Linked DNA regions of Homo sapiens: regions 2 and 3 are each linked to region 1. Evidence: read pairs that join two places in POLR2A ChIA-PET (ENCODE). Cell type or tissue: PC-9. All regions are shown on one strand. Links, peaks and the distances in the headings refer to the core of each region. The heading gives the core; the rest is flanking DNA. Region 1 overlaps LOC124901681 (a long non-coding RNA gene). Region 2 overlaps PTPN12 (protein tyrosine phosphatase non-receptor type 12). Region 3 overlaps PHTF2 (putative homeodomain transcription factor 2).

The links. ChIA-PET counts read pairs that join two places held together with the same protein. Peaks named below come from ENCODE experiments on the same cell type or tissue, not always from the same donor. Only the 100,000 strongest peaks of a DNase experiment are listed, where the experiment ranks them.
Region 2: POLR2A ChIA-PET joins it to region 1 with 11 read pairs; 6 of 35 experiments call an interaction of 5 or more read pairs at or near these places.
Region 3: POLR2A ChIA-PET joins it to region 1 with 36 read pairs; 2 of 35 experiments call an interaction of 5 or more read pairs at or near these places.

What each region holds. Positions count from the first base shown.
Region 1 is chr7:77,524,269-77,535,097 of GRCh38, forward strand. It overlaps LOC124901681 (a long non-coding RNA gene), which reads right to left. Exons shown (of 3, transcript XR_007060395.1): 2 at 9,941-10,829. Among named protein-coding and RNA genes, the nearest start is that of PTPN12, 7.6 kb to the right of the region's middle. RefSeq lists enhancers at 1,306-1,807, 1,808-2,307. In PC-9, for the core only: no CTCF peak of the experiment used is centred there; a DNase peak (open chromatin) is centred at 4,283; H3K27ac peaks cover 4,208 bases.
Region 2 is chr7:77,604,709-77,615,537 of GRCh38, forward strand. PTPN12 (protein tyrosine phosphatase non-receptor type 12) reads left to right here. Exons shown (of 18, transcript NM_002835.4): 9 at 2,527-2,593; 10 at 6,057-6,134; 11 at 6,240-6,338. Among named protein-coding and RNA genes, the nearest start is that of PTPN12, 73 kb to the left of the region's middle. In PC-9, for the core only: no CTCF peak of the experiment used is centred there; no DNase peak of the experiment used is centred there; H3K27ac peaks cover 1,524 bases.
Region 3 is chr7:77,810,099-77,820,927 of GRCh38, forward strand. All of the region lies in intron 1 of PHTF2 (putative homeodomain transcription factor 2), which reads left to right. Among named protein-coding and RNA genes, the nearest start is that of PHTF2, 17 kb to the left of the region's middle. In PC-9, for the core only: no CTCF peak of the experiment used is centred there; no DNase peak of the experiment used is centred there.

The sequences.
Region 1 (10,829 bases), core at 2,163-7,162:
TTGTTATGTGATTTTACCAGAATTTTTTTAAAGGCAAGATACTACTCAGCATAAAGTTATACATGCACTGGAACAATAAAAATTCTAAATACAAGATAATGGTTATTTCTGGGGAGAGAAAGGAAGGACTCTATAGGCATCTCAACTCTATCCATACTGTTTTCTTACTGAAAATCTGAGGCAAATATGAAAATATTAAGATTTGAAACAAAACATTATGCAAGTGAAAGAAGCCAGACACAAGAGGCCACATACTATTATATATGATTCCATTTTTATATGAAATATACAGAATAGGTAAATCCATATAGACAGAATGCAGATTGGTGATTGCCAGGATGTTAGGGGAGGAAGGAGTAGGGAGTAACTGTTTAATGGGAATAGGGCTTTCTTTTGGGGACACGAAAATGTCTTAGAACTAGATAGATGTGGTAGTTGCACAATATTGTGAATGTACTAAATGCCACTGAATTGTTAACTTTAAAATGATTAATTACATATTATATAAATTTCACTTCAATTAAAACAAACTAAGGAAAGGGAGAATTTCAAGAAGGAATGGTATTCACTGAAAAGGGTCAAATGCTGCACAAGGGTTAAGAAGGATGTACACTAAGAGGTCATGAGATTTGGCAAGTAGGAAGTCCTTTAGGAGATATGTGCCAGTAGTCAGACTGTTGTGGGTTGCATGAGATGGGCAGTAGTTTGTGGGAGTCTTGAGCATTTTGTAGGATAAGGAGAGTCACTGAAGGGGAAAAGACTGACAATAAAGGAGAGGAGATATTTGTACAGCAAGAGTAGGAAGAGACATAAAAGGGTAGAGAGGGTCAACAGAATCCTAATAGTGGAGAGAAATGAGTAAGTTATAGGGGTAAATTTGTGATTTCCCAATTTCACTTGGAAAGGAGAAACTGAGTTAAAACTTGATAACTCCATTTTTCTAAGAATGAAGAAGCAGGGTGTAGGGCTTGAAGCGAGTGATAAAGCCATGGGAGCTGACCAAAAATGGACAAAAGGGCTGTCTGAGCAGCTTTGAGGGCTTTAGTAGAAATCATAAATATCTCCCTCGCACACACAAACCCACAATTAAAAAGTTCAACTGTTAAAGGTATTGCATGATTAATAGTATGTCTCACAAATTGCTCATTAGAAATAAAACCACTGCCTAGACTCATCTGTATGACACATGATACTGGATTTGTGAAATATTATGAATATACTTAAAAATAGTATTCATGTAACACAACAGAAAGATCACTCAGTGAGAACTACAGAAAGATAGCAAATTGAAATCTACTGAAGAAATATTAAATACCAAACATTCAGCTAGAAAAAGAAATGAAATATCTCTAGGAGACAACTTACTACTGAAGAAAGATATAAATAAATATTTCACCAGAATTTTGAAATAATGGAACTATTTAAAAATTGACAAGGAAAGGGCAGTTGATGATTGCCTTGATAAATTACATAGTTAATTTCTTTGAAAAAAAAAAAAAAAAGGATATGCCCTAAAGTTTAAAATAAACTATTTTAAAAGTATACTTTTAAAAAGTAACTGGTAGAGCATATTAAATGGAAATTAAAAACAATTTTAAAACCATAAAATGCTTGCTAATTGAAAACTAAGACTAATCGTAACTAGCTATTAACAGTAAATACCTTTTAACAAATTTTCAACTACTGAGCCAGGTGCAGTGGCTCATGCCTGTCATCTCAGCACTTTGGGAGGCCAAGGCAGGCAGATTGCTTGAGCTCAGGAGTTTGAAGCCAGCCTAGGCAACGTGGCGAAACTCTCTACAAAAAATACAAAAATTAGCTGGGTGTGGTGGCGTGTGCCTGTGGTCTTGGATACTCGGGAGGCTGAGGTGGGTGGATCACTTGAGTCCCAGAGGTCAAGGCTGCAGTGAGCCATGACTGTGTCACTGCATTCCAACCTGGGTGACAGAGTGAGAGACCCTGTCTTAAAACAAAACAAAAACCAAAGTTTCAACTACTGAATGAACTTGAATATAACTAAAAAATCGGCAGGCGCCTGTAGTCCCAGCTACTCGGGAGGCTGAGGCAGGAGAATGGCGTGAACCCGGGAGGCAGAGCTTGCAGTGAGCCGAGATCATGCCACTGCACTCCAGCCTGGGTGACAGAGTGAGACTCCATCTCAAAATAAATAAATAAATAAAAGAAATGTGATATTCACTGACAAGGTAAGGTAACCATCAAATGATGACATATAATATGCACATTAGGTGCCTTCTAGAATTCTATGGGCATTAGAAGATTTTTGCATAATATTACAGCAATTCTTGGAAATGAAATTTCCCTCTATAGATTTTAGTTTAGACTTGTATAGCTGCTAACGACACCAATTATTTGTTTGACTATAGGCTAAATAACAGAGTTGAAAGAAATCTCTGCTTTCTAGTTGCCAACACAGAAACATGAAGTGCAAGATTTTCACAGAATAGTGAATATGATAAAAATATAAAATCATGGAACTTTAAATATACTTTTTTAACTGCAGTACAATATATCTAACATAAAATTTATCATTTTAACCATTTTTAAGTGTATAGCTCAGTAACATTAAGTACATTCACATTGTTGTGCAACCATCACCACTAACCATTTTTTATCATCTCAAACTATATATTTTATTTATTTATATTGTGGTGAAAAACACATACATTTGCCATCTTAACCATTTTTAAGTGTATAGTTTACTAGTATTAAGTATACCTGTATTGATTCACATTGTTGTGAAACAGATCTCCAGAACGTTTTTATCTTGCAAATCTGAAAATCTATGCCCATTAAACTCCCCTTTTCCCTTCTGCCCCCAACCCCTGGTAACCACCATTCTATTTTGTTTCTATGAGTTTAACTACTTTAGATACCTCAAATAAGTGGAAGCACATTTTTTTTAATCTAAAATTATTAGTGGTCACTGAAGAAAAGGGATTTTTTGCTTGTTTTGTTTTGCTGATAGTTTGGCCTGACCTCAATCAATAAAGTGAATGAATTTTATATGGCACAATTATATTTCATAAGCCTTGTTAATGATCCATTCTTGAATACAGAAACCAAATGTCATCATGTTGAAAAACGACTAATTAGATGGTCAGGTAGTATTTGACTTTGAAGTTATTTATAAAATTTTAATTTTTCTTTGAATGTTAAATGAAACAGCATAAGAAGTATGAGATAGAAAGGTCAGAGAACAGGGTGGATTTAATGACTGTATTCTCTTGCAGTTAGCATTAATTATTACTGTATGTAGCCTTTGTTGTGTAACACTCTTAAGTTTTCATTGAGTGGAGAATTATCTGGGTTTTAGTTCTAGTTCTGCCATCTATGTGATCTTGGGCAAATAATTTAATTTCTCTAAAGTTATGCATTATTATCCTTACTAGTATTCTAATGCATATATAAAGAATATAGGGTCGGGTGCGGTGGCTCATGCCTGTAATCCCAACACTTCGGGAAGTTGAGGCAGGTGGATCACCTAAGGTCAGGAGTTAGAGACCAGCCTGGCCAACATGCTGAAACCCCGTCTCTACCAAAAAAAGAAAAGAAAAAAAAATTAGCCAGGCATGGCAGTGCACACCTATAATCCCAGCTACTTGGGAGGCTGAGGCAGGAGAATCACTTGAACCCTGGAGGTGGAGGTTACAGTGAGCCAAGATTATACTACTGTACTCCAGCCTGGGGACAAAGAGAGACTCCTTCTCAAAAAAAAAAAAAAAAAAATATATATATATATATATATAAAATAATACCTGACCTACCTACTTAAGGGTAGAGTTATAAGGATAAACAGGATGTGATATATGAAAAAGCTCTGACATATTAAGCTTTGAAATACACATTGAATATTAGAGAGATTTCATCCCTTCCAAACTTCTCTTCATTTTTATGTGTCTTCTGAAAATTTTATGTTACCGTAGGAAACTAAAAAGTTATGCTCCCTTACTGCCAGTTTCCTATTTATTAGATGACACATTTCAACAAAAAACTCAGATTAAAAAATGGTCAACATTTGCTGTGACTATGGCTAGAAAGAAGGAATAAATAGGATACCAGGATAAACAAGAATTTCCCTAGCTTCTCATTCACTCTCTCATAACCTCCCACCCAAAAGTCTATCTTAAATATAGTTTCAGAGTATGGAGAGGACTGAGGAATGCAGAATGAAATGACAGGTTAATATTAGAAATGCCATTGTGGGAGACTCTCAGGAATGATTTCAACCTTCACCTGCAGTTTCACTTAAATCACACCAGGTATAGAATCATTGTGACTCAGTGGTTTATGCAACAATCTGGAAACTCAGGACCTGTAAGCTTTGGCCATGTGTCTGACATTTGTTTTCCACAAGTAAGCTAATCATGTTCACTCACTGTGCTTCATTTAGCTTTTATCTATTAATGAAGAAAATGATATGAAATTACTTCCCAGGGTTGTAAAAAAAAAAAAAAGAACAGAACTCACAAAGAGCTATAAAATGCTGTGAAAGCCATAACAAAGGTAGCTTGTATGAGTATAGATGTGAAAACACCCCAAAAGTTAAAATTTCCACACATTTAAAGCATTAATTTTACCTGAGCTAAGGGAAAAAAAAGGTAATATGAACATGAAACAAGTAGATCATCCTGAAACCTCTTTTGGATTATTAGTTTTAAATTCCTTCCCACTCAGACCTTCACAAAAGTAGTAAGAAGAGAGATTTTTTTAAAAATGAAATTTAGCTTTCTTCTCATTCCTCCTGTATTTACCCAGAGTGATGTAGCTAGTGAGTAGGAAAAGGGCCTAAAGAGATGAGGAAGGAGGTAAAAAAGCACAAGACCCAGAAATCATTAACGGTCTTTAACCAGTTATTATTTTGTGTTTTGTTTTTCTTTTCTTTTTGAGACAGAGTCTTGCTTTGTTGCCTAGGGTGGAATTCAGTGGCATCAGAGTTCACTGCAGCCTCAACCTCAACCTCCGAGGTTCAAGCAATCCTCCCACCTCAGCCTCCCAAGTAGCTGGGACTACAGGTATGCACCACCACGCCTGGGTAATTTAAAAATTTTTTTTGTAGAGACTGGGTCTCACTGTGTTGCCTAGGCTGTTCTCAAACTCCTGGGCTCAAGCAATTCTCCTGTCTCAGCCTCCCACAGTGCTGGGATTGCAGGTGTGAGCCGTTGCGCCTGGCCTATTTTGTGTTTTCTATGAGTAAGTATATAGTACACCACTGCTGAAACATTATCTCATTAAGCCAGCACCAGGTGGCTTTCCTAAAAGAGGAAACTGATGCTTAGACAGCTTAAGTGACTTACCCTGAACAAGAAATGGAACAGGTTTTTGAACCTTCATTTCTCTGACTTCAGAGCCCACGCTCTTTATTACTGCCCTATTCTGTTTCAAGAAAAGCAAAATTTACTTATGGAATAAATGTCAACTGAACCTCTCCTAAAAGTTTATCGGAAGTCAGGTTACTCTGGAGATTCTCCCCATCTCCCCCATGGCCATATGGGTTATGTTGTGACATACCCACATATTGCTGCATGTCTGCTTAATGTTCTTTTCTTTCCTTTAAAAGTTTATTTTATTTTACTTTATAGATACGGGGTTTCGCCATGTTGGCCAGGCTGGTCTCGAACTCCTGGCCTCAAGTGATGTGCTCGCCTCAGCCTCCCGAAATGCTGGGCTTACAGGCGTGAGCCACTGAGTGCATCCTAATGTTCTCTTCCTAATCAGATTCTTTATACTTTCTACTCTCTCTCAAGGCTTCAAATCGCTAATTCTACCCCATGGCATACATTCAGCTTCTGCCCTTGCTGCATAATGACTTACTCTTTCTAGGTTTCCAAATTCAGATTCCTAAGAGTGAGAACTGATTGGCCCAGACCATCTTCTTATACCAGGACATAGGTTGCTGGCCAGTCTGTATGGGCTGATTAACTTCTCAACTGCCCAAACACGTGGCTGTGACAGAGGATAGGCAGAGCAGTAAATTTCCCTGAGACTATAGTATAGGTAGGTGAGCTTTCTAAAGCTGGACCTACCATGTGCCATTTTTAAAAATCTCCCAAACAAGATCTGCCTCCTTCCACCCAGCTTTTTTTTCTGAGACAGGGTCTTGCTCTGTTGCCCAAGCTAGAGTGCAGCGGTACAATCATGGCTCACTCCAGCTTGGAACTCCGGGGCTTAAGCAATCCTCCTGCCTCAGCCTCCCGACTAGCTGGGATTACAGGCACACATCACCACGCCTGGGTAATTTTTGTATTTTTAGTAGAGACAGGGTTTCATCGTGTTGGCCAGGCTGGTCTCGAACTCCTGACCTCAAGTGATCTGCCCGCCTTGGCCTCCCAAAGTGTTGGGATTACAGGCGTGAGCCAGGGCACCCAGCCTGCATTTCTTACTTTTTATTTTATTTTTTTTGAGACGGAGTCTTGCTCTGTCACTCAGGCTGGAGTGCAGTGGCGTGATCTCAGCTCACTGCAAGCTCTGCCTCCTGGGTTCACGCCATTCTCCTGCCTCAGCCTCCGGAGTAGCTGGGACTACAGGCTCCAGCCACCACGCCCGGCTAATTATTCGTATTTTTTTTTTTTAAGTAGAGACGGGGTTTCACCGTGTTAGCCAGGATGGTCTCGATCTCCTGACCTCGTGATCTGCCCGCCTTGGCCTCCCAAAGTGCTGGGATTACATGCGTGAGCCACCGTGCCCGGCCACTTCTTACTTTTATTTTTGTTGTTTCATGTATTGGCTCCTAATATCTCTCATTCCCTTCTCTCTCATTCACAATTTATCAGAAAAGTACCAGATTACTATTTTCCTCATTTCCATAATTTTGCTTCTATCCTCAGAAACCTCTTGTGGCTCCCATGCCTACAGTATCAACATTCTCCAGAGCCTAGTCTACTTTGGAGCTTTCACATCTATACAAATGTTCTACTTCAAACTTCTGCTTTGCTGTCTTCATGCTTATCACTTCTCTTGCCTGGGCGTTCTACTTCCTGTTCAAACCTAATTTAACTTACCCTTTAAGGTCTACCTCTGTGACCACCCCATGCTGACAGCCCGGTCCACAATTCTCTCTCCTCAGAACTGTTAAATCACTTATTATCTGTATCACTCTTTCACATTTATTAACTTAAAGTAACTAAGAGTTTATTGTTTTTCCTGTCTCCTGAACTAAGATATTCATTCCTTAGGAGTAGGAGCCATCTCTATAACATTTTTGTATCTGACACACACAGCATAAACCCTCATATGTTGATATGTTAAAAAGCCATATGTAGATTGAAACAAGACCTAAATGTATTGAAAAGAAGAAAAAGCCACTTTGAGAGGCCGAGGTGGGTGGATCACGAGGTCAGGAGATCGAGACCATCCTGGCTAACATGGTGAAACCCTGTCTCTACTAAAAATACAAAAAAATTAGTCAGGCATGGGGGCGGGCGCCTGTAGTCCAAGCTACTCGGGAGGCTGAGGCAGGAGAATGGCATGGAACCCGGGAGGTGGAGCTTGCAGTGAGCCGAGATCACGCCACTGCACTCCAGCCTGGGCGACAGAGTGAGACTTTGTCTCAAAAAAAAAAAAAAAAAGAAGAAGAAGAAGAAGAAGAAGAAAAAGCTAGCAAGGTACCAAGGAAAGCACTGCTAAGCCTTTCCAAAGAACTGAAATCCTGGCGGGGCTTGGTGGTTCACGCCTGTAATCCCAGCACTTTGGGAGGCCGAGGTGGGTTAATCATTTGAGGTCAGGGGTTCGAGACTAGCCTGGCCAACGTTGTGAAACCCCATCTCTACTAAAAATTCAAAAAAATTAGCCGGGCGTGGTGGCAGGCACCTGTAAGCCCAGCTACTGGGAGGCTGAGGCAGGAGAATCACTTGAACCAGGAGGCTCAGGTTGCAGTGAGCCGAGATCGCGCCACTGCACTCCAGCCTGTGCGACTAAGGAAGACTCCATCTCAAAAAAGAAAAAAAAAGAAAAAAAAGAATTGAAATCCTTGGAGATAGTTTACATAAATTTTCCCAAACCTAGCAGTAGATGCCAAAGGTAGCCGCTGAGAACTCAAGAAACTCTCAAGTGTTGCAAGAAAGAGAGAGAAGCTTGCCAATAAGACGAAACATTTTAAAAAAGACTAAAAACACCAGCCAAAATGGGACTCAATACCTTAAACAAGTAACACTTCTTACCCAACACTATACCAAACCGTACTAGACTGTTACACAACTTGTTCAGCATATCTTCTTTACCGATCATTGTCTGGTTGGTACATTCTTTTGAACCATCAAAAGCAGAGGCACTTCTGATCATCCTTCCATTTCTCTTCCTACAGTCGAATTTCTCTCCCATTTCTGAGGGGAAAGGGCCATCTACAATAAGCATGATCAAGCCCTGATTCTGGCATTTCCTCACATCCCGTGAAACTCAGTCTCAGTATCTGGTTAAAGTAAAATACTGCGGGCCCTTTTTTCAAATAAAGTTTACCTTAGAAATTAAACTATTCCTCTAAGTGAATTTTTGAAATACAGAGCAAAACTGTATCTCTTTGCATGCACACACATATATAAATGCATAGGAAAAAATTTGGAAGGGCATAACTTGAAGTGCATTTTTTTCTTTTTTCTTTTTTTTGTTTTTTTGTTTTTGTTTTGTTTTGTTTTGTTTTTTATTGATCATTCTTGGGTGTTTCTCACAGAGGGGGATTTGGCAGGGTCATAGGACAATAGTGGAGGGAAGGTCAGCAGATAAACAAGTGAACAAAGGTCTTTGGTTTTCCTAGGCAGAGGACCCTGCGGCCTTCCGCAGCGTTTGTGTCCCTGGGTACTTGAGATTAGGGAGTGGTGATGACTCTTAATGAGCATGCTGCCTTCAAGCATCTGTTTAACAAAGCACATCTTGCACCGCCCTTCATCCATTTAACTCTGAGTGGACACAGCACATGTTTCAGAGAGCACAGGGTTGGGGGTAAGGTCACAGATCAACAGGATCCCAAGGCAGAAGAATTTTTCTTAGTACAGAACAAAATGAAAAGTCTCCCATGTCTACTTCTACACAGACACGGCAACCATCCGACTTCTCAATCTTTTCCCCACCTTTCCCCCCTTTCTATTCCACAAAGCCGCCATTGTCATCCTGGCCGTTCTCAATGAGCTGCTGGGCACACCTCCCAGACGGGGTGGTGGCCGGGCAGAGGGGCTCCTCACTTCCCAGTAGGGGCGGCCGGGCAGAGGCGCCCCTCACCTCCCGGAAGGGACGGCTGGCCGGGCGGGGGGCCGACCCCCCCACCTCCCACCCGGACGGGGCGGCTGGCCAGGCAGAGGGGCTCCCCACCTCCCAGTAGGGGCGGCCGGGCAGAGGCGCCCCTCACCTCCCGGACGGGACGGCTGGCCGGGCGGGGGGCTGACCCCCCCACCTCCCTCCCGGACGGGGCGGCTGGCCGGGCAGGGGGCTGACCCCCCCACCTCCCTCCCGGACTGGGCGGCTGGCCGGGCGGGGGGCTGACCCCCCCCACCTCCCTCCCGGACTGGGCGGCTGGCCGGGCGGGGGGCTGACCCCCCCACCTCCCTCCCGGACGGGGCGGCTGGCCGGGCAGAGGGACTCCTCACTTCCCAGTAGGGGCGGCCGGGCAGAGGCGCCCCTCACCTCCTGGACGGGGCGGCTGGCGGGCGGGGGGCTGACCCCCCCACCTCCCTCCCGGACGGGGCGACTGGCCGGGCGGGTCTGACCCCCCCACCTCCCTCCGGACGGGGCGACTGGCCTGGCCGGCGGCTGACCCCCCCACCTCCCTCCCGGACGGGGCGGCTGGCCTGGCGGGGGGCTGACCCCCCCCACCTCCCTCCGGGACAGGGTGGCTGCCAGGCGGAGACGCTCCTCACTTCCCAGACGGGGTGGCTGCCGGGCGGAGGGTCTCCTCACTTCTCAGACGGGGCAGCCGGGCAGAGACGCTCCTCACCTCCCAGACGGGGTGGCAGCCGGGCAGGGGCGCTCCTCACATCCCAGACGGGGCGGCGGGGCAGAGGCGCTCCCCACATCCCAGACGATGGGCGGCCGGGCAGAGACGCTCCTCACTTCCTAGATGTGATGGCGGCCGGAAGAGGCGCTCCTCACTTCCCAGATGGGATGGCGGCCGGGCAGAGAGGCTCCTCACTTCCTAGATGTGATGGCGGCCAGGCAGAGACGCTCCTCACTTCCCAGACGGGGTGGCGGCCGGGCAGAGGCTGCAATCTCGGCACTTTGGGAGGCCAAGGCAGGCGGCTGGAAGGTGGAGGTTGTAGCGAGCCGAGATCACGCCACTGCACTCCAGCCTGGGCACCATTGAGCACTGAGTGAACCAGACTCCGTCTGCAATCCCGGCACCTCGGGAGGCCGAGGCTGGCGGATCACTCGCGGTTAGGAGCTGGAGACCAGCCCGGCCAACACAGCGAAACCCCGTTTCCACCAAAAAAATACGAAAACCAGTCAGGCGTGGCGGCGCGCGCCTGCAATTGCAGGCACTCCGCAGGCGGAGGCAGGAGAATCAGGCAGGGAGGCTCTTTTTTTTTTTTAGAGACAGAGTTTCGCTCTTGTTGCCCAGGCTGGAGTGCAATGGCGTGATCTCGCTCAATGCAACCTCCGCCTCCTGGGTTCAAGCAATTCTCCTGCCTCAGCCTCCTGACTAGCTGGGATTACAGGCATGCGTCACCACGCCCGGCTAATTTTTTGTATTTTTAGTAAAGACGGGGTTGGTTTCACCATATTGGCCAGGCTGGTCTTGAACTCCTGACCTCAGGTGATCCGCCCGCCTCGGCCTCCCAAAGGGTTGGGATTACAGGTGTGAACCATCGCGCCTGGCCTTTTTATTT
Region 2 (10,829 bases), core at 2,346-7,345, 81 kb after region 1:
ATATATTTTGCATATATTTTTAGTACTTTCATAGATTTACTTTTTAACATTTATCATTGGATAAATATCCAATATGTTTATATCATATATATATATATATTTTTATCCACCTGGATTTTTTATGGTTAAGGTATGTGATCAGAATTTAATTTTTTGCTCTTCATTGATAGCTAACTTCTCCTTTGCCACTTACTGAACGGTCTGATCTCTGGAGAATTCACTGTTATGTAAGAAATGTTACATGTACTCAGATCTGTTCCTGAACTTTCTATTGTGTTTCATTGATCTGGTTATCTGTATCTTTATGTTATACTTTTAACTATCAAATTTTAGATATATATAATTTATCCCAGTAACTCAACTAAAATTCTATAAATGTTTTGATGCACAGAATTCACAAATGTATCAACTAAAAATTAATATAATTGATTATGTTTATTAAGAGTTTTAAAAAATCTTTCTAGGTTGTTTATAGTGTACTTTTATCAGGAATTTTAGGTTACATGTTTAACAAACTGCTGATAGGTATACATTTCAAAATATGCATTAAAATGTTACACAACTTTGTGGGGGTTTTTGCCAAAGATTATTCTGGTGATGTCAGTAACATCTTATAATTACTCATAGTGATTTTCAATTCTAAGATGCATAAGCCTTTCTCTAGTTGAGAAGCAGTTACTTTAAAATACTTTTGTCATGAGTTTTTTTTTTTTTTTTTTTTTTTTTTTTGAGACGGAGTCTCGCTCTGTCGCCCAAGCTGGAGTGCAATGGCGTGATCTCAGCTCACTGCAACCTCCGCCTCCCAGGTTCAAGTGATTCTCCTGCCTCAGCCTCCCAAGTAGCTGGGATTACAGGCGCCCACTACCACGCCCGGCTAATTTTTTTTTTTTGTATTTGCAGTAGAGACGGGGTTTCACCACGTTGGCCAGGCTTGTCTCCTGACCTCAGGTGATCCGCCCTCCTTGGCCTCCCATTGTGTTGGGATTACAGGCGTGAGCCACTGAGCCCAGCCTGTCATGTTTTAAAATAAAAAAACCTATGGTATGTTACTCTAAAGTCCCCAGCTCCCATTAGTTTTTTGGGATATGAGAGCATATCATTGTCTTGTTCTTTTGTGGAAATCACTGCTGTTGCTCAATCCGTTTTCTAGGGCTTATAGCATTCTTCACCTTTCCTATACCTTCTATAGATTGAAATGATGTACCATTTCCTCCTGTACTCTAAAACAAGAGCCATCTTTTTTTTTTTTTTTTTTTTTTTTTTGAGTTGGAGTTTTACTCTTGCTGCCCAAGCTGGAGTGCAATGGCACGATCTTGGGTCACTGCAACCTCCACTTCCCCGGTTCAAGTGATTCTCCTGCCTCAGCCTCCTGAATAGCTGGGATTGCGTGTGTCTGCCAGCACGCCCAGCTAATTATGTGTTTTCAGTAGAGATGGGGTTTCACCGTGTTGGCCAGGGTGGTCTCAAACTCCTGACCTCAAGTGATCCACCGGCCTCAGGCTCCCAAAGTGCTGAGATTACAGGCATGAGCCCCTGCGCCCAGCCACAAGAGCCATCTTGAACATAGAATAAATGTCTCTGTAAGACGTTGTTAGCTAGTCACATTTTCTGATGTAGCATTAGACTTCCAGAGTGACAACTTAGTAGCTATTCTCTGTGTCACTTACTCTTGGAAGTTCCTTAAATTAATTTTTGTTTTTCTTTTTGAGATGAAGTCACACTCTGTTACCCAGGCTGGAATGCATTGGTGCCATCATGGCTTACTGCAGCCTCGACCTCCCAGGCTCAAGCAATCCTTCTGCCTTGGCCTCCCAAAGTGCTGGGACAACAGGCATGAGCCACTGCGCCCAACCCCTTAAAAATGAAATGTTTAAAAGATAGAAGACAATAGGCCTTCCTTATTCAAGACTTCACTGTCCTCAGTTTCAGTTACTCATAGTTCAAAAATATCAAATGGAAAATTTCAGAAGTAAACACTTTGTAAGTTTTAAATGCTGCACCATTCTGAGAAGCATGGGGAAGTATGTCCTGCTTGCAAGATAAATCATCCCATGGTCCAGTGTGTACACACTGTAGACTCTACCAGCCCATTAGTCACATAGTAGATACTGCAGTTACCAGATGGACTGTCATGGTGTCCCAGTGGTTATGTTCACATGACCCTTATTTTACTTATAATGGCCCAAACCTCAACAGTAGTGAGGTAGTGACTAGTGATAGATTGTTATAATTGTTCTAATGTATTATTAGTTATTGTTGTTAATCTCTTGTTGTGCCTGATTTATAAATTAAACTTTATCATAGGTATGTACATATAGGAAAAATCATAGTGTATATGTATATGTATTCTGTGTAACAGATGTTGCCATGAACACACTGTAAGTTGTATTTTGTTTATTACTAAGTAGAATTTTGTCAAACTTCTTAAATGATTTTTTGTTTCTGAATATTAACATGTCTATCCACATTTATTTTATAGTTGTTTTATCACAAAAATCAATTGTTTTTCAAACTTTATATCCTTAGTGCAGGCTGTGGAAGAACAGGTGCCATTTGTGCCATAGATTATACGTGGAATTTACTAAAAGCTGGGGTAAGAATAATTTTTTGTAGCATTATGTTCAATTGATCTATTATGATTTTCAAACTTAATTATAATTGCAGTAAATTATAGTGTATATTTTATTATACATGTTATTTTTTCCAAAGTAGTTTTATTAAGTAAGAAATAAAGGTAGTGAAGGCCGGGCACAGTGGCTTACGCCTGTAATCCTAGCACTTTGGGAGGCCAAGGTGGGAGGATCGCTTGAGCCCTGGGGCTCGAGACCAGCCTGGGGAACATAGGGAGACCCCCGTCTCTAAAAATAATTAAAAAATAAAATGATTATAAAAAATAAAGGTGGAGAAAAGGTATAATTGCTGCATATTGCCTTTGATAGGATGCATTGGGGAACAATGTGACAGTGTTCTAGGTGAGTGAATACTTGCATTAGGATATAAACTGTTACTGACTTTTCCAATACTAAATTTTCATTGCCTTTTTTTTTTTTTCTTTTTTTTCCGAGATAGAGTTTCACTCTTGTTGCCCAGGCTGGAGTGCGATGGTGCGATCTCAGCTCACTGCAACCTCCACCTCCTGGGTTGAAGCCATTCTCCTGCTTCAGCCTCCCTAGCAGCTGGGATTACAGGTGCCTGCCATCACGCCCAGCTAATGTTTTATATTTTTGGTACAGACAGGGTTTCACCATGTTGGCCAGGCTGGTCTCGAACTTCTGACCTCAGGTGATCCACTCATCTCGGCCTTCCAAAGTGCCGGGATTGTAGGCGTGAGCTACGGTGCCTGGCCCATTGCCTTTTATGTTTACTCTAGGTATAAGTGTATTTCACTCAGTATGTATTTATGCCTGCTGGAGACATTATAGTATTGTAGTCTATGAATGCTGACTCGAGCCAAATTGCCCAGATTATAATTCTGGCTTTCTCATTTACTAGCTGTGGGATCTTGGTCAAAATACTAATCCCATAGTGCCTCTATTTCTTTATCAGAAAATAGGGGTCATAGTAGTAGTAATGCATAAGAATTAAATAACTTTTGTGAAGTTCTTCAGAACTATGTGGTAAATTGTAAGTACTCAGTTTATTGTTAGTGTTGATTACTGTTGCTGTTGTGATTGTTGTTCCTACTACTGCTTTTTCCAAGAAATAGTGTTTGATACTGTGGATGATACAGAGATAAATAAGATACAGCCTTCATTATAGATTTGAAAAACAAGTCTCTTCATTATGTATACATTTGATTCTTTTGCTGGTTCCATAATGTGTTCATTTCTAGAGAGGCGCCTTTAATCCTTCATAGCTTTATAGTTTCCATGAATTGTTCATCTTTGTCTTGTACAGAGTAGAATTAATAAAATGTTTATTTTTTCTTTTTCTTCCTTCTTCCCCTTATTTCTCTTTTTTCCCTGCCATCTCTCCATTTTTTATTGTTGCAAGGAAATATTTACATGTTAAACAGTTCCTTAAAAAGCCCTCTGGGGTTAAATATTTTTTTCCTCAAAAACTATAATCATCTAATTCTCAAATGAAAATGCTTAAGTGAACAAAATTTAACTGGAATTCGATCACATTTTAACATAAAAGTCAAAGATTAAAATTGGAATGAGAAGGGACACATAAATGAATGCTAGCAAACAAAACAAACATTTGGTCATTTTAAAAGTTGTGTATTTTGGATAGGTGCCATGGCTTATGCCATAATTCCAGCACTTTTGAAGGCTGAGGTGGGCGGATCACCTGAGGTCAGGAGTTTGAGACCAACCTGGCCAACATGGTGAAACCCCATTTCTACTAAAAATACAAAAATTAGCCAGGCGTGGTGGCCGGCGCCTGTAATCCCAGTTACTTGTCAGGCTGAGGCAGGAGAATTGCTTGAACCTGGAAGGCAGAGGTTGCAGTGAGCCGAGATTGTGCCATTGCACTGCAAACTGGGTGACAGAGCAAGACTCCGTCTCAAAAAATAAAATAAAATAAAAGTTGTGTATTTTGAACATAGTTCTCTCTCTCTCTTTTTTTTTTTTTTTTGAGATGGAGTCTCACTCTGTTGCCTAGGCTGGAGGGCAGTGGTGTAATCTCGGCTCACTGCAACCTCTGACTCTCAGGTTCAAGCGATTCTCCTGCCTTAGTCTCCCGAGTAGCTGGGATTACATGCACGCGGCACCATGCCTGGCTAATTTTTGTATTTTTAGTAGAGATGGGGTTTCACCGTGTTTCGGGCTGGTCTCAAACTCCTGACCTCAGGTGATCCGCCTGCCTTGGCCTCTCAAAGTGCTGGGATTACAGACATGAGCCACTGCACCCGGCCTAGTTGTTAAGTCTTCATGTAAAAATCTTGGCTGGGCGCGGTGGCTCACGCCTGTAATCCCAGCACTTCGGGAAGCCGAGGCGGGCGGATCACGAGGTCAGCAGATTGAGACCACCCTGGCTAACACGGTGAAACCCTGTCTCTACTAAAAATATAAAAAAAATCGCCAGGCGTAGTGGCGGGGGCCTGTAGTCCCAGCTACTCCGGAGGCTGAGGCAGGAGAATGGCGTGAACCCGGGAGGCGGAGCTTGCAGTGAGCGGATATCACGCCACCGTACTCCAGCCTGGGCGACAGAGCGAGACTCCGTCTCAAAAAAAAAACAACAAAAAAAAAACCCAAAAATCTTATGATGTATATAAGGACTTCCAAGCAGCAAACCTGGAAATCATTTTTAACCCTTCCATCTTAATCACTCCAAAATATTCTTGTTGATAACAGTTATGATATTTCTGCTTCTGTAAACCTCCGCCAGTTTCTCACTCTTTCAGACTGTCCTCTTCCTTGATACAAAAATTGTGTGAATATCAGATCTTCTCATGTCAACATTGCCTATTGCAGTAGTCGCAATTCCATATACACAAAAGAATTGTCTAGGTCGTTTCATAATTAGTTCCCCAACTTGGAGCCAAAGGATCTATATTTTTACCTAGGTCTTTTAGCTGGTCCTTATATAGCCAATCCAGGAGATACTGGCCAATAGAATAAATTCAGTCTCTTTATTATGTTCACAGTCTGATCCTAAATATCCTTATCTTCTCTCCTCCTTTGAGTACCTTCTCCTTCTTTTAGTCTTAGGCTTTGTTTACATCAAACTTCTCAATTCCCCACATAGATTATACATTGAATCTGCTGTGCTTATGTATATTTCCTTCACTTTTTATGGGATAACCTTCTTTTGATATCCAACTATGTTGTAGCTGCACACACTCAACAGTTAGCCATAGCCTCTTTATTCCCTGTATACTGCAGTCATACTTTGGCTGGACATAACTGTCTCCCCATCTTGAATGCTGAGGGTCAAGAACAGTTTTGTTTCCACAGTGCCAAGCACAGTGTCTGAGATGCATTAAGTGGTGTTCAATAAATGTTTGCAGTAAACCAGCAGGTATTTAAGTTTTATGTGAAAAGCTGAAGAAGATTTTACTATTTTCTGAATAGATACACAAAGTTGATGTATTAAATTTTCTGTTTTAGAAAATACCAGAGGAATTTAATGTATTTAATTTAATACAAGAAATGAGAACACAAAGGCATTCTGCAGTACAAACAAAGGTATAGTTGTTTGTTTCCCTTTATAAACTGCTATTTTATAAATGCTTTCTTCTTTTTTAAAATGTTGTTTTCATTTTGTTTTTTAATCATTTTTCTCCTTCATAGGAGCAATATGAACTTGTTCATAGAGCTATTGCCCAACTGTTTGAAAAACAGCTACAACTATATGAAATTCATGGAGCTCAGAAAATTGCTGATGGAGTGGTAGGTGTTCTTGGTCTATTAATTTTAGGAAACTTTTACTCTTTGTTAAGATGTAATATTTAGCCTTTTTTTTGTTGTCTTGTGTTTTGTCTAACATGAGAAGAATATCCAGGACACTTAACATTTTTACTTAAACTCATTTCCTTCTTATTCGTATCTGTATTATGATGGCTATTTAATGACTCCGATATAAGGTAAATTATGTTCTAAATGAAATAAAGTTAGGAAAGATCTCATGTCAAAAATCATATAATTCGTTAATGTTTTACTTTTTTAAAAAATAATTGCATTGTTCTCTTTACTCTTCCCTTCCACCCCCACCCAAGTAATTCTGCATTGATTCTACTTGAATTTCATTTTGTATAAAGTGTTTTAGTTATTTGTGTATATGCTTTTCTTTTCTTTTCTTTTTTTTGAGACAGAGTTTCACTCTTGTTGCCCAGGCTGGAGTGCAATGGCACAGTCTCAGCTCACTGCAACCTCTACCTCCCAAGTTCAAGTGATTTTCCTGCCTCAGCCTCCTGAGTAGCTGGGATTACAGGCGCACGCCACTGTGCCCAGCTAGTTTTTGTATTTTTAGTAGAGACGGAGTTTCGCCATGTTGACCAGGCTGGTCTCGAACTCCTGACCTCAGGTGGTCTGCCCGCCTTGGCCTCCCAGTGTGCAATGTGCTGGGATTACAGGCATGAGCCAACACTCCTGGCCTTGTGTATATGCTTTTCAGTTAAGCAGAATTAAAGAGCCACAGTTAACTCCCTTTTGTTGTGTTATAATTCAGTGTTATTTTAGCCTTGTAACATCTTACTGGATATTCAACTTCTAGACCTGACAAAAACACTGTATTCTCTTAGTATTCTCATTTCTGCCTTTGTTTTCTAACCAATTGTCTTGCTTCAATTCTATATATAACCACCTTGTCCCTGAAGGTGCTGAGATTTTTTTTTTTTTTTTGTAGAATTTGTTTACATCTTTGTCATTGAGTCTATGATAACTATTACATTGTTAAACCAAGTATGAGAAAATAAGTTGCAAAATTTATAACCTTCATTTTCCTTTTCTCCCTTTAAATGGTTTTGTCAGTTCCCAGAATATTTGTTTGAATTTTCTTGGTTTTCCAAATGACAGATTTATTACCAAATGCTGATCTCAGTTTGTTAGGATAATCTAATATCGGTCCATGAGTTTTAGGAAATATGCATTTCTTTTATTAGCCAAGTGACAATTTCACGTTTTTAAGTTTTATGTGACATCGTTCTTATTCCTTTATTAACATAGGAATTATTGTGCAAGGAAATCCTCCTACAATGCCTTTAGCTTAATTAAATCCTATTATGACATGCTCTGAATCTAGCCAAATATTTTATAATGTAGAATCAAATGTGTTTTTGTTTTGTTTTATTTTGTTTTTTGAAATGGAGTTTCACTATTGTTGCCCAGGCTGGAGTGCAATGGTGCAATCTTGGCTCACCGTAACCTCCGCCTCCCAGGTTCAAGCGATTCTCCTGCCTCAGCCTCCCTAGTAGCTGGGATCACAAGCATGTGCCACCACACCTGGCTAATTTTGTATTTTTAATAGAGACGGAGTTTGTCCATGTTGGTCAGGCTGGTCTCGAACTCCCAACCTCAGGTGATCCGCCTGCCTCAGCCTCCCAAGTGCTAGGATTACAGGCATGAGCCACCGCGCCCGGCCTCGAATGTGTTTTTTGTTTGTTTTGTTTGATTGGTTTTTTTTGTTTTTTGGTTTTTGGTTTTTTTTTTGATGACGAAGTCTCACTCTGTCACTTAGGCTGGAGTGCAGTGGCGCAACCTCTGCCTCCCGGGTTCAAGCGATTCTCCTGCCTCAGCCTCCTGAATAGCTGGGATTACAGGCATGTATCACCACATCCAGCTAATTTTTGTATTTTTAGTAGAGATGGGGTTTTGCATGTTGGCCAGGCTAGTCTCAAACTCCTGACCTCAGGCGATCCCCCTGCCTCAGCCTCCCAAAGTGCTAGGATTATAGGTGTGAGCCACTGCACCCGGCCAAACATTTGTATTATTTTGTATAATTTAATCTAAGTTGAGATATTTAATATTTCGAAAAGCTGAGTAGGCTATAAACAGTTTTCTTTAATTTTTGGGTTTTTTTTTTTTTTTTTTTTTTTTTGAGATGGAGTCTCGCTCTGTTGCCCAGAATGGAGTGCAGTAGCACAGTCTCGGCTCACTGCAACCTCTGCCTCCCGGGTTCATGTGATTTTCCTGCCTCAGCCTCCCAAGTAGCTGAGATTACAGGCGCCCACCACCATGCTCAGCTAATTTTTGTATTTTTAGTAGAGACAGGGTTTCACCATGTTGGCCAGGCTGGTCTTAAACTCCTGACCTCAAGTGATCCACCCACCTCAGCCTCCCAAAGTGCCAGGATTACAGGCATAAGCTACTGCACCCAGCATCTTTAAACTTTAATTGAAAAGCATTTCTGTTTTATTCCATGAATTCAAGATTAATTTCAAAGCTAAAGTTTTTATATCTGGAAATACAGGTTTTTAGGCTGGATGCAGTGGCTCATGCCTGGAATCCCAGCACTTTGGGAGGCCGAAGCAGGCAGGATCACCTGAGGCCAAGAGTTGAAGACCAGCCTGGGCAACATGGCAAAACCCCGTCTCTACCAAAAATACAAAAAAGATTAGCCTCCCAGACTCACGGGTACATCACCTTGCCGAGTTTATTTTTTTTATAGAGATGAGGTTTTACTGTGTTGCCCAGCCTGGTCTCAAATCCTTGGACTCAAGCAATCCATCCGCCTCAGCCTCCCAAAGTGCAGGAATTATAGGCTAAAGTTCTTTTATTGCAATATTCAGTGTTTGGGTTTTGTTTTGTTTTGTTTGAGACGAGGTCTTGCTATTTCACCCAGGCCAGAGTGCAGTGGAACAATCAGGGCTCACTGCGCCCTCAACCTCCCGGACTCAAGCTTTCCTCCTGCCTCAGCCTCCCAAGTAGCTGAGACTATAGGCACATATACCACACCTAGCTAATTAAAAAAAAATTTTTTTTTGTAGAGATGTTGCCAGGTTGGTCTTGAGCTCCTGGGCTCCAACAGTCCTCCCCCACCTCAGCCTCCCAAAGCACTGAGATTACAGGCATGAGCCATTGTGCCCAGCTATTGTTGTATTTTTTAAAACTTTTAACTATATTTAAATAATCTCCAGAAAATATGTGATAAATACCGCATCACCTTTTCATCTTTTTCTAATTAGATCAAAGTCTGATCTTTGTAAGGTTTTATTCCATTGAATCAATCCTTTTTTAATATCCTGAAATCTATACTAGGATTATAATTCTATCATAGGCTCTTTCTGTCTAATAGGTCAGAGCTTTACGGGAATATAATAAAAAAGTCATACTTTGTAGGAGATGAGATGAAATAATACCCATAGCAGATAAGTAGTTAACTTCAAACCTACTTTCGTACCTCATTGCATGGTACATAGTAGACATAAACTAAATGTTTGAGAGAAATCTCTCCATAGATGAATGGATAAATAGTAAAAAAAAACAGAAGAAAAGATGGATTATCATTCCAGATAACTTTTTAGTATTTTCTTCTTAAGAAATCATGTTTTCTGTAAACTTGTAAATATAGGTGACTCTTTTTATAGGATGGCTGTCTGTGGTTGCAGACCATAAATCTTAAAGAAAATGTGGAATCTGAAAAATTGAGAAAAATCATCTTAGAACTGTGTGGTTGAATGAAATGACTTGAAAGGTGTATTAACTATTTAGAAGCTATGCTGTGAGAAGTAAAAATAAGTCCCCACTTACTACTTTTCTGACAATTTAATCGGTAAAAGTTTTGTTTAAATGTTCTGTGTTCCAGTATTATTTCTGTAGAAATTTTAGTTTGATATACTAGTTGGTTGTTTAAGACTTTAAAATGAATAGTGTTTTTTAGAGATATTTATAACTACAGTGACTTCCTGGAGTGAGAGATCTAAAGAGAAAATTTATTCTGTAAGCCTGTATCATATTGACTGAGGATTTAGAGGTACCTTAATAAGCAAACATCTGTTAAGTTGTGCAGTGTGCCTTTTTATCTTGTGTGTAAAGGACACCGTTACAAGTACTGTCAACACCAGTATTTCAGTTCTAGAATGATTAAGTAATAGCAATAACAGTTTGTATTATCGTCCTTTTATTGTGTTTGTATAGTACATTTTAGATGTGATAATGAATTCTGGATTTTTTTTCCTAAAATATAATTTTTTTATTTTTAAAGCACCCTGATTTATAATTTATTTTCTTCTGCAGCTGATAATATTCTTAAATATTAGATAATTTGTTTCTTAATGTTTTTGTAGCATTTCATAAAGCTGTTATATGGAAAATAACAGTACGCAAGATAACTTTAGAAAGTTCTGTTTAAAACAAGAGAACACAGGCTAGGCGCCGTGGCTCATTTCATGCCTATAATCCCAGCTCTTTGGGATGCCAGGGCAGGAGAATTGCTTGAGACCA
Region 3 (10,829 bases), core at 3,921-8,920, 290 kb after region 1:
GAATTCCTGTATACCCTTCACCCAGATTACCTGTATTTTAACATTTCACTATATTTGCTTTATCATTTTCTTTCTCGATATATATATAGGTACATATGTATTACTTTTTTCTTGACTCATTTGAGTCATGATACTCCTTTACCGCTACTGAGTTTTTATTTCCTAAATATAAGATTATTCTTCTTCATAAAGACAGCACAATTATCAAAATCAGGAAATTAACATTTATAGTACTGTTTTCTAATCTACAGGTACTCACATTTTACCAGTTACCACAATACTGTACTTTATTGCAGAAGAAAATTCAGGATCACATTCTGTGTTTAGTTGTCACATCTCTCTAGTTTCTTTTACACAGAAACACTTGAACCTATGTTTTATTTCATGAAATTGACATTTTAAAAACTGTTGAGGCTGGTTATTTTGTAGAGTGACCTCCCATTTTTTTTCTTTTTTTGAGACGAAGTCTTGCTCTGTCGTCCAGGCTGGAGTGCAGTGGCACAATCTTGGCTCACTGCAACTTCCACCTCCCTGGTTCAAGTGATTCTCCTGCCTCAGCCTCCCAGGTAGTTGGGACTACAGGCACGTACCACTGCACCTGGCTAATATTTGTATTTTTAGTAGAGATGGGGTTTTGCCATATTAGCCAGGCTGGTCTCAAACTCCTGACCTCAGGTGATCCACCCACCTTGGCCTCCCAAAGTTCTGGGATTAAAGGCATGAGCCACCCCACCCAGCTGAATGACCTTCAATTTGAGATTGGTTGATTTTTTCCTCATAATTAGATTTGGGTTATGTAATTTATTTTTATTTTTTATTTTTGGGATAGAGTTTTGCTCCTGTGGCCCAGGCTGGAATGCAATGGCGCCAGCTTGGCTCACTGCAACCTCCGCCTCCTAGGTTCAGGCGATTCTCCTGCCTCAGCCTCCCAAGTAGCTGGGACCAGACTCCCACCACCATGCCCAGCTAATTTTTGTATTTTTAGTAGATACAGGGTTTCACCATGTTGGCCAGGCTGGTCTCAAACTCCTGACCTCAAGTGATCCACCTGCCTCAGCCTCCCAAAGTGTTGGGATTACAGGCGTGAGCCACTGCACCTGGCCCTGGGTTACGTACTTTAGGCAGGAATACCACAGACATGATGTTGTGTACTTTCCAGTGCATTATATGAGGAGGCAAATACTGTTATTTCTCCTGTTACTGGTGATGATAACTTTTATAATTTAGTTAAGGAGGTATCTGCCAGGTTTCTACAAGGTAAAGTCACTCTTTTATTCTCTGTAATTAATACATACTGTGGCTAGATACTTTTAAATTATGTTAGTATCCTACTACTCTCAAACTTACCCATTAATTTTAACATCTATTGATGATTCTTGTGTGAATCCATTATTAAGATGGGTGCCAAATGGTGATTTTTATAATTTTGTAATTTCTTTTATATTTATTAGCTGACTTCTGTGATAAAGAAAAGCTTCTACCTCTTTATTCACTTACTTATTCATATCAGTATGGACTCATGAATTCTTGTTTTATCATTTTGCCAATGTCTCTATGATTCTTTGAGCATTTTCTTACTTTCTGATCCAACAAGATATTCCATAATCATCTGGTACTATCTCTGTGCCAGCCCTAGCATAAGACATTTCTCTAAGCAGTGTTGATTTCTTTTACTATGAAGTGGTATTTAGAGATCTAGGTGTTAGATGTGCTTATTGCTACTGAGGAGTCTTTGTTTCTAGGCCCTCTCAGTGGACGTAAAGTATATATGTATACGGATGAGTATATATGTGGTGGGTGTGTGTAATACAGCTTTATTTTCAGAAAGAATATTAACTAGTGTCATGGCTGCTAAAAATAAAAAAGTGAATATAGGCATAGGCTACATGACCATGTGATCATATCCTTATCACAAGAAATTATAGCTCCAATGTTTTGCATTCTTCAAATACATTATTTTGTTGACTAACTGGATTCCAGGAATTACTTAGATCTTATCTGATGAGAAAAAGAACCTGGATGGTGAGGGGCCTGGAAATCATGTTATATGAAGAACAGGTGAAGGAGCTGAGAACATTTAGTCTGGAAAAAGATTAATGACAACATATGCTGATTATATTAAGTTGTTTGAGGCAGAAGAAATGACACACATTTATTCTGTGTTCACTTAGAGTATGTAATTAATACAGATGAATGTATTTGAAGAGAGATATAAATTTAACTCTGCATAAGGATAATTTTGAGGCAAGTTTTCCTCTAATGCAGTAAAATGACTTGAATACCTCAAACCCAATTATTATCTCTAATCAGGAGAAGCTTGCTTATTTTTACATAATTTGTGTGTACTGTAAGAAGTTAGAACTACTTGAGAGATGTCTAAGTATGCTATATTTAGTGGCTTAGTCAGTAGTATGCTTCACAAGATGAATCACAAGGAAAGGATTCTGTTCTAAATAAATGTAAGAAATAATGTGTACATAATCTTCTTTTTTTACTTTTTTTTTTTTTTGAGACAGAGCCTCGCTCTGTCACCCAGGCTGGAGTGCAGTGGCACAATCTTGGCTCACTGCAAGCTCCACCTCCCAGGTTCACACCATTCTCCTGCCTCAGCCTCCCAAGTAGCTGGGACTACAGGCGCACGCCACCACGCCCAGCTGATTTTTTGTGTTTTTAGTAGAGATGGGGTTTCACTGTGTTAGCCAGGATGGTCTCGATCTCCTGACCTCGTGATTTGCCCACCTTGGCCTCCCAAAGTGCTGGGATTACAGGTGTGAGCCACAGCACCCAGCCAATAATGTGTACATAATCTTCTATTGGATATTTATAATGCAGAGTAACGTGTTAAAAGGCTCTAACAAGTCCTCAAGTAAGGAAACTTGTTTGACTTTTTCTAATGTAGTGGATATAGGAACAGGTGAGGTTATAGGTATAATCTAATAGTAGTCATACAGTAGTCATCTATAGATGCATGGTATTTATTTATTTATTTAATTTTAAACCAGGCCTTCAAGCATTTTATCCTTTGAGTTACAATCCAATTACACTGATTTATACATGGTATTTAAACCAAGATATTAGATGTGATCACCAAGGGACTGTGTGAAGATAAGAGATGTGCAAAAACTGAGCTCAGGGAGAAGAGGAAAACTAGCAAAGAAACTGAGAAGGAGTGAATAAAGAGGAACAAACTGAAGAGAGTGGTTTCCCAGAAGCTAAGTGAATAAAGTGTTCCAGGAGAAGAGAACATAATCAGCTGTGCTTTATACTACCCGTAGATTGTATAAGATAAGCAACTGAGACCTGACCATTGCATTTAGCGACTGGAAGTCACTGGTGTCCTCAAAGAGAACTTTCAGTGGAGTATTGTGAGCAAAAGATGATTGGATTAAAGAGAGGAGATGGAGAAGTGGGAGTAGATAGCAGTGTTTTGCACTGTGAAAGGGAGAAGAGAAAGGTACTGTATTTAATGAGCACCTTGGGAGAAGAGAAAGGCATTGTATTTATTCAGCACCTTCTGTGTGTTATATTGCTGAAAATATTTAAGCAATAATGAAATGTATGAGCTATACATAGCTTACTTAGCTCATCATTCTGGCTTAAATAGTAGTTGCAGTATGTTTATTAAGTACTTTTCTCTGTGATGTGGAGTTGAATAGACTACAGATTGAAACATTGGTTTCCTGACTTACAGAAAATTTCTTCAGATTAAAAGAATGTTAGAGGTAGTGGCTGTTAAATTGTATTGCATTCTCCAGTTTCTAGGTGGTTTAGACCAGTTGGCTTAGTAGTTTTATCAATCATGAATTGATGATCTGGACATGTTGATAATGATGTTACATAAAATCGTAAGATTTGGTGTCCAGTCATATGTTCCTCATTTTTAAAATGACCTGGTATCAAGAATAATATTTAAAGCCACATACCCTAATTTTAAATTGGCCTCTGTAACCATAGGAGGAGAAAACTCAGGAAACACAATTCAGTCCTCATTTCTACTTCATTAACTTTCCATCTACCTTCTTGTAGCTAATTGCAAGCCCAGGCTGTAAATCCAATTACAGCAAATTCTCATTGTTCACAGCTGTGTTAATATAAGGTCGCTGCTAACACTGAATTAGCCAATAGTGAAGTGTTGCTCTTAGAGGAAATACAGAGTTGAGTTCCTGTGAGCCACTGGTCACAACATTTTTGTCATCAGTGATCAATACATAACCTTGTTTCATATGTGTTTCTATTTAAAGACACCTTATTTAATTTTATTGTTTATTTTGTTAACATTGAACTCACAACCAACAGCACTATAATTCATGTCTGAATGAAACTTACCTAACACAGTATTTTCTCTGTAAGACACATTAAATCGTTCTTGCACTTAGGAGCACTAGGCCGCACTTCAGCACTACACTTGGGGGGCATTTTTTTTTTTTTTTTTGAGACAGAGTCTTACTCTGTCGCCAGGCTGGAGTGCAGTGGCGCAATCTCAGCTCATTGCAACTTCTAACTCCCTGGTTCAAGCGATTCTTCTGCCTCAGCCTCCCAAGTAGCTGGGATTACAGGCACGCGCCACCGCGCCCAGCTAATTTTTGTATTTTTAGTAGAGATGGGGTATCGCCATGTTGGCCAGAATGGTCTCAATCTCCTGACCTCGTGAGCCACCGCGCCCGGTCTGGGGGGGCATTTTTAAACAACATCTAGGCCGGGTGCGGTGGCTTAGGCCTGTAATTCCAGCACTTTGGGAGGCTGAGGCAGGTGGATTACTGGAGGTTGGAAGTTCATGACCAGCCTGGCCAACTTGGTGAAACCTTTTCTCTACTAAAAATACCAAAAAATTAGCCAGACTTGGTGGCGTGCACCTGTCATTGCAGCTGCTCAGGAGGCTGAGACAGGATGATCATTTGAATCCGGGAGGTGGAGGATGCAGTGAGCTGATATCACGCCCCTGCAGTCCAGCCTGGGCAACAGCTACACTCTGTCTCAAAAATAAAATAAAATAAAACAGCAAAATCCCAACAAAAAGAAAAAAAAAGCCAAAAACAGGACACTACACCACAAAAAGGACCCTTGTTTATGGTATAATAGCTGTCTTATTTAAGAAGATAGTGTCATCTTGTTCAGCCTTTGCTGGGAACATGCGTGTTGGGAACCTCAGATTTTTCTCTGCTTTGTGCATATCTGTAAATGACTGCAAAAGTACCAGGAGTATTGATTTTAGCAAGCAGGCAGATTTGCATACGAAATCTATGAAAGTGGCTGTCCAATATGTTAAATGGAAATGTTGGAATATATTGCATAATTCCATCATATTTATGATGGTAAGAATTCCAGTTTACTGAAGCTATAACTATTTGGAAATTGAAATTTAAAACTGGTTTCAATTTGTAGTTTTTATCAAAGTTCTGCAGATAGATGTTTTCAGAGATAGTTATACAAAATTTAGGAAAATAGCGGCCATAGAGCCCCTTTTCCACAGTTTCTGTTTCCCAGGGACAAACAGGTTCAGCTCTTTCAATTGATATTTTATTTACCATTCATAATGATACATGTTTGACTTCCAGTCATCTGCAGGGTCATAGAGAAATAGTCACTCATTGGCATGGTGTGAGAGAAAATGGATCTTTTATTTTAACAGCTTTCAACTAGTCTGCCTAAAGATGGGACTAACTTTATTCCCGTTTCCAGGGGATGCTTAAACCATGAATCCCTGAAACTTTGTTTTATTGCATAAATTGGGTTAATATTCTCCTTTCTCTACTATTGCTGTCTGCTGTCTCGGATCTGCTAGGTCAGTTACAAGTCACATATCTTCTTTCAAGCTTCATTTTTGTTGTTTTTTTCCGTTCTCTCTGTTCTCATGTATGTATGCGTTTGCTGTCATTTCAGTTAGATATTGTAAGGTAGTAAAGTTAGATGCTTGTGTTTAGTCTGGCTTTTTGTATTCTCTTGGAAATTTGGTTATTCTTTTTATATATTGGAATAACTTTTTTTTTTTCTTTGAGACAAGAGTCATGATCTGTCGCCCAGGCTGAAATGCAATGGTGCAATCTTGGCTGGCTGCAATCTCTGCCTCCTAGGTTCAAGTGATTCTCGTGCCTCAGTCTCTCAAGTAGCTGGGATTACAGGTGCGTACCACAATGCCTGGCTAATTTTTGTATTTTTAGTAGAGATGGGGTTTCACCATGTTGGCCAGGCTGGTCTCAAACTCCTGACCTCAAGTGATCTGCCTGCCTCGGCCTCCCAAAGTGCTGGGATTTCAAGAGTGAGCCACCATGCCTGACATGAAATAACTTTTAATAGTTTGCCTGTTTATAGTACATGGGTCCAGGACAGATACATGTTTCATTTTGCTCAATTCAATTACATTATTTTAAAAAACTACTTTTATTAATTGACACATAATGTACATATTTGAGGGGTACATAATGATGTTTCAGTACATGTAATGTATAGTGATCAGATCAGAGTAATTGACGTATACATTATTTCAAACATTATTTCTTGTAGCTATTTGCAACTATATATTATTGTTAACTATAGTCATCCAACAGTGGTATAGAACACTAGAACTTATTCTTCCTATCTAACTGTGATTTTGTAACCTTTCACAAATCTCTTCTGATCTCTCTCTTCCTTATGCCCCTCCCAGTCTCTGGTATCCTCCATTCTACTTTTTACTTCTATGAGATCAGCTTTTTAGCTTCTACTTATGAGTGAGAACATGCAGGGTTTAACTTTCTGTTCCTGGCTTTTTTCGCTTAACATGATGTCCTCCAGTTCCATCCATGTTGCTGCGAATGACAGGATTTGATTCTTTTTATGGCAAAACAGTATTCCACTGTCTGTAGACCCCATTTTCTTTATCCATTCATCTGTTGTTGGGCATGTAGGTTGATTCCATATCTTGACTATTGTGAATAGTGCTGCAATAAACATGGGGTACAGATGTCTCATCAATATACTGATTTTCTTTCCTTTGGATAAAATTCCCAGTGGTGGGATTGCTGGATCATATGGTAGTTCTATTAGTAGTTTTTTGAGGAATCTCCATGCTCTTCTCCATAGTAGCTGTACTAGTTTACATTCCTACCAAATGTGTAAGAGTTCCTTTTTCTCTGCATTCTCATCAGCATTTGTTATTTTCTTGTTTTTTTGACAGTAGCCATTTTAAGTTGATGAGATGGTATCTCATTATGGTTTTGATTTGCATTTCCCTGATGATTAGTGTATTAGTTCGTTCTCACGCTGCTAATAAAGACATACCTGAGCCTGGGTAATTTATAAAGGAAAGAGGTTTAATTGACTCACAGTTGAGCATGGCTGGGGAGGCATCAGGAAACTTAAAATCATGATGGAAGGGGAAGCAAACACATCCTTCTTCACATGGCAGCAGGAGAGAGAAGAATGAGAACCAAGCAAAGGGTGAAGCCCTTTATGAAACCATCAGATCTTGTGAGAACTTACTATCACAAGAATAGCATGAGGGAAACCACCCCAATGATTCAGTTACCTCCCACCAGGTCCTTCCCATGACACACGGGGATTGTGGAAACTACAATTTAAGATGAGATTTGGGTGGGAACACAGAGCCAAACCATATCAATTAGTGATGTTGGGCATTTTTAAATATGTTTATTCGCTACATGTATGTCTTCTTTTGAGAAATGTCTTTAGATTTTTTGCCCATCTTTAAATTGGATTGTTTGTTTTTTGATGTTAAAAAGTTTGAGTTCCGGGCCGGGTGCGGTGGCTCATGCCTGTAATCCCAGCACTTTGGGAGGCCAAGGTGGGTGGATCACGAAGTCAGCAGGTCGAGACCAGCCTGACCAACATGGTGAACCCCCATCTCTACTAAAAATACAAAAAAATTAGCCGGGCATGGTGGCGGGCGCCTGTAATCCCAGCTACTTGGGAGGCTGAGGCAGGAGAATCTCTTCAAACTGGAAGGTGGAAGTTGCAGTGAGCCGAGATTGCACTACTGTACTCTAGTCTGGGCAATGAGAGCAAAACTCCGTCTCAAAAAAAAAAAAAAACAACAGTTTGAGTTCCTTGTATATTCTGGCTATTAATTCCCTGTCCCATGAATAGTTTGCAAATATTTTCTCCTAGTCTATAGGTTATCTTTTTACTCTGTTGATTGTTTCCTTTGCTATGCAAAAGCTTTTTGTTTTTATATAATCTCATTTATTTTTGCTTTTGTTGCCTATGTTTTTGAGGACTTATTCATAAAATCTTTTCCCAGAAACCAATGCCCTGAAGCATTTCTGCTGTTTTCTTTTAATAGTTTTGTAGTTCTGGGTTTTACATTTAGGTCTTTGATTCATTTTGGGGTTGATTTTTGTATAGGATGAGAGATGGGCATCTAGTTTCATTCTTCTGCATATCCAGTTTTCCCAGAAGTATTTATTGAAGAGGCTATCCTTTCCTCAATGAGTGTTCCTGACACCTTTGTCAAAAATCAGTTAACTGTAGATACATGGATTGATTAATTTCTGGGTTCTCTATTCTGTTCCACTGATCTATGTGTCTGTTTTTATGCCAGTACTATGCTGTTTTGGTTACTACGGCTTTGTAGTATATTTGAAAGTCTGGTGGTGTGATGCCTCCTCTTTGTGCTCAGGATTGCTTCAGCTATTCAGAGGCTTTTGTAGTTCCATATGTATTTTGGGATTGTTTTTTCTGTTTCTGTGAAGAAAGTAATTGTTATTTTGACATGTGCATTGACTCTGTAGATTTCTTTGGGTTGTGGGGTCACTTTAATAATATTCTTCTGATCCATATGCATGAGATGTCTTTCATTTGTTTGTATCCTCTTCAGTTTCTTTAATCAGCATTTTATAGTTTTCCTATAGAGGTCTTTCACCTCCTTGTTTAAATTTATTCCTAGGTATTCTTTTGTTGTTGCTGTAGTAAATAAGATTGCCTTTTTTATTTCATTTTCAGCTAGTTGATTGTTTGTGTTTAGAAATGCTACTGATTTGTGAATATTGATACTGTATCTTGCAATTATACTGATTTCATCTATCAGTTCTAAGAGTTTTTGGTATAGTCTTTAAGTTTTTCTATATATAAGATTGTGTCATCTGCAAATAGACATTTTGACTTCCTCCTTTTCAACTTGGTTGCCTATTATTTCTTTCTCTTGACTAATTGCTCCAACTAGGACTTTCAGTAGTATATTGAATAAGAGTTGTGAAAGTAGGCATCCTTGTCTTGTTCTAGTAGTCAGAGGAAACACTTTTGGCTTTTTCCTAGTCAGTATGATGTTAGCTTTGGCTTTGCCATATATGGCCTTTATTATGTTGAGATATTTTCCTTCTATCCCTAATTTGAGAGGTTTTAATCATGAAAGAATGTTGACTTTTATCAAATGCTTTTTCTGTATCTATCAAGATGACCATATGGTTTTTGTCTTTTATTCTATTGGTGTGATGTATGATGTTTATTGATTTGTATTTGTTGAACCGTCCTTGCGTTCCTCAGATAAATTCCCCTGAATCATGATGTATTATCTTTTTGATGTGTTGTTAGATTTGGCTTGCTAATATTTTGTTGAGAATTTTTATGTGTATGTGCATCGAATATATTAGCCTGCAGTTTTCTTCTTTTTGTTGTCTTCTTGTCTAGTTTTGGTTTCAGGGTTATCCAGGCCTCATAGAATGAGTTAGGAAGAATCAGTCTGCTTCAATTTTTTGGAATAATTTGAGAAAAATTGATATTAATTCTTCCCTAAAGGTTCAGTAAAATTCAGCTGTGAAGCCATCCAGTCCTGAACTTTTCTTTTATGGGAGACTTTTTGTTTTGTTTTGTTTTGAGATGGTGTTTTGCTCTTGTTGGCCCAGGCTGGAGTGCAATGGTGTGATCTCGACTCACTGCAACTTCCGCCTCCCAGGTTCAAGTGATTCTCCTGCCTCAGCCTCCTCAGTAGCTGGAATTACAGGCATGCACCACCACACCCGGCTAATTTTGTATTTTTAGTAGAGACTGGGTTTCGCCATGTTGGTCAGGCTGGTCTCAAACTCTCGACCTCAGATGATCTGCCCTCCTCGGCCTCCCAAAGTGCTGGGATTACAGGCGTGAGCCACCGCACCCGGCTTGGGAGACATTTTATTACTGATTCAATCTGGTTACTTGTTATTGGTCTGTTCAGGTTTTCTGTTTCTTCCTGGTTCAATCTTGGTAGGTGTTACGTGTCCAGGAACTTATCTAGTTTCTCTAGGTGTTCAAATTTATTTGTGTATAGTTGTATGTTTTTTTGTTTTATTCTGTTTTGTTTTTTTAGACAGGGTCTCACTGTCTCCCAGGCCAGAGTGCACAGGCGTGATCATAGCTCACTGTAACCTCAAACTTCTGGGTTCAAGCAATCCTCCTGCTCCAGCCTTCTGAGTGGCTAGGACTATAGGTGTGCACCACCATTCCCAGCTAATGTGTGTGTGTGCGTGTGTGTGTGTTTGTGTATACGTATATTAGAGATAGAGTTTTGCTTTGTTGCCCAGGCTGGTCTTGAACTCCTGGAATCAAGTGATCCTTCCTCCCCAGTCTCCCAAAGCAGTGGGATTACAAGCATGAGCCACTGCACTCATCCCAAGTTGTTCATAGTTCAGCATTTCTGTGGTATCTGTTGAAAAGTCTCCTTTTTGATTAAATGGGGAATTTAATCCGTTTACATTCAAGGTGATTATTGATAAGTGAGGCCTTCTCCTGTCATTTTATTGATTGTTTTCTTCTTGTTTTCTATTTCCTTTTTTCCTCTCTTATTGTTTATTTTTGTGGTTGGGTAGTTTTCTGTAATAAGATTTGGTTCTTTTCTCTTTCTTCTTTATCAACTCTACTGG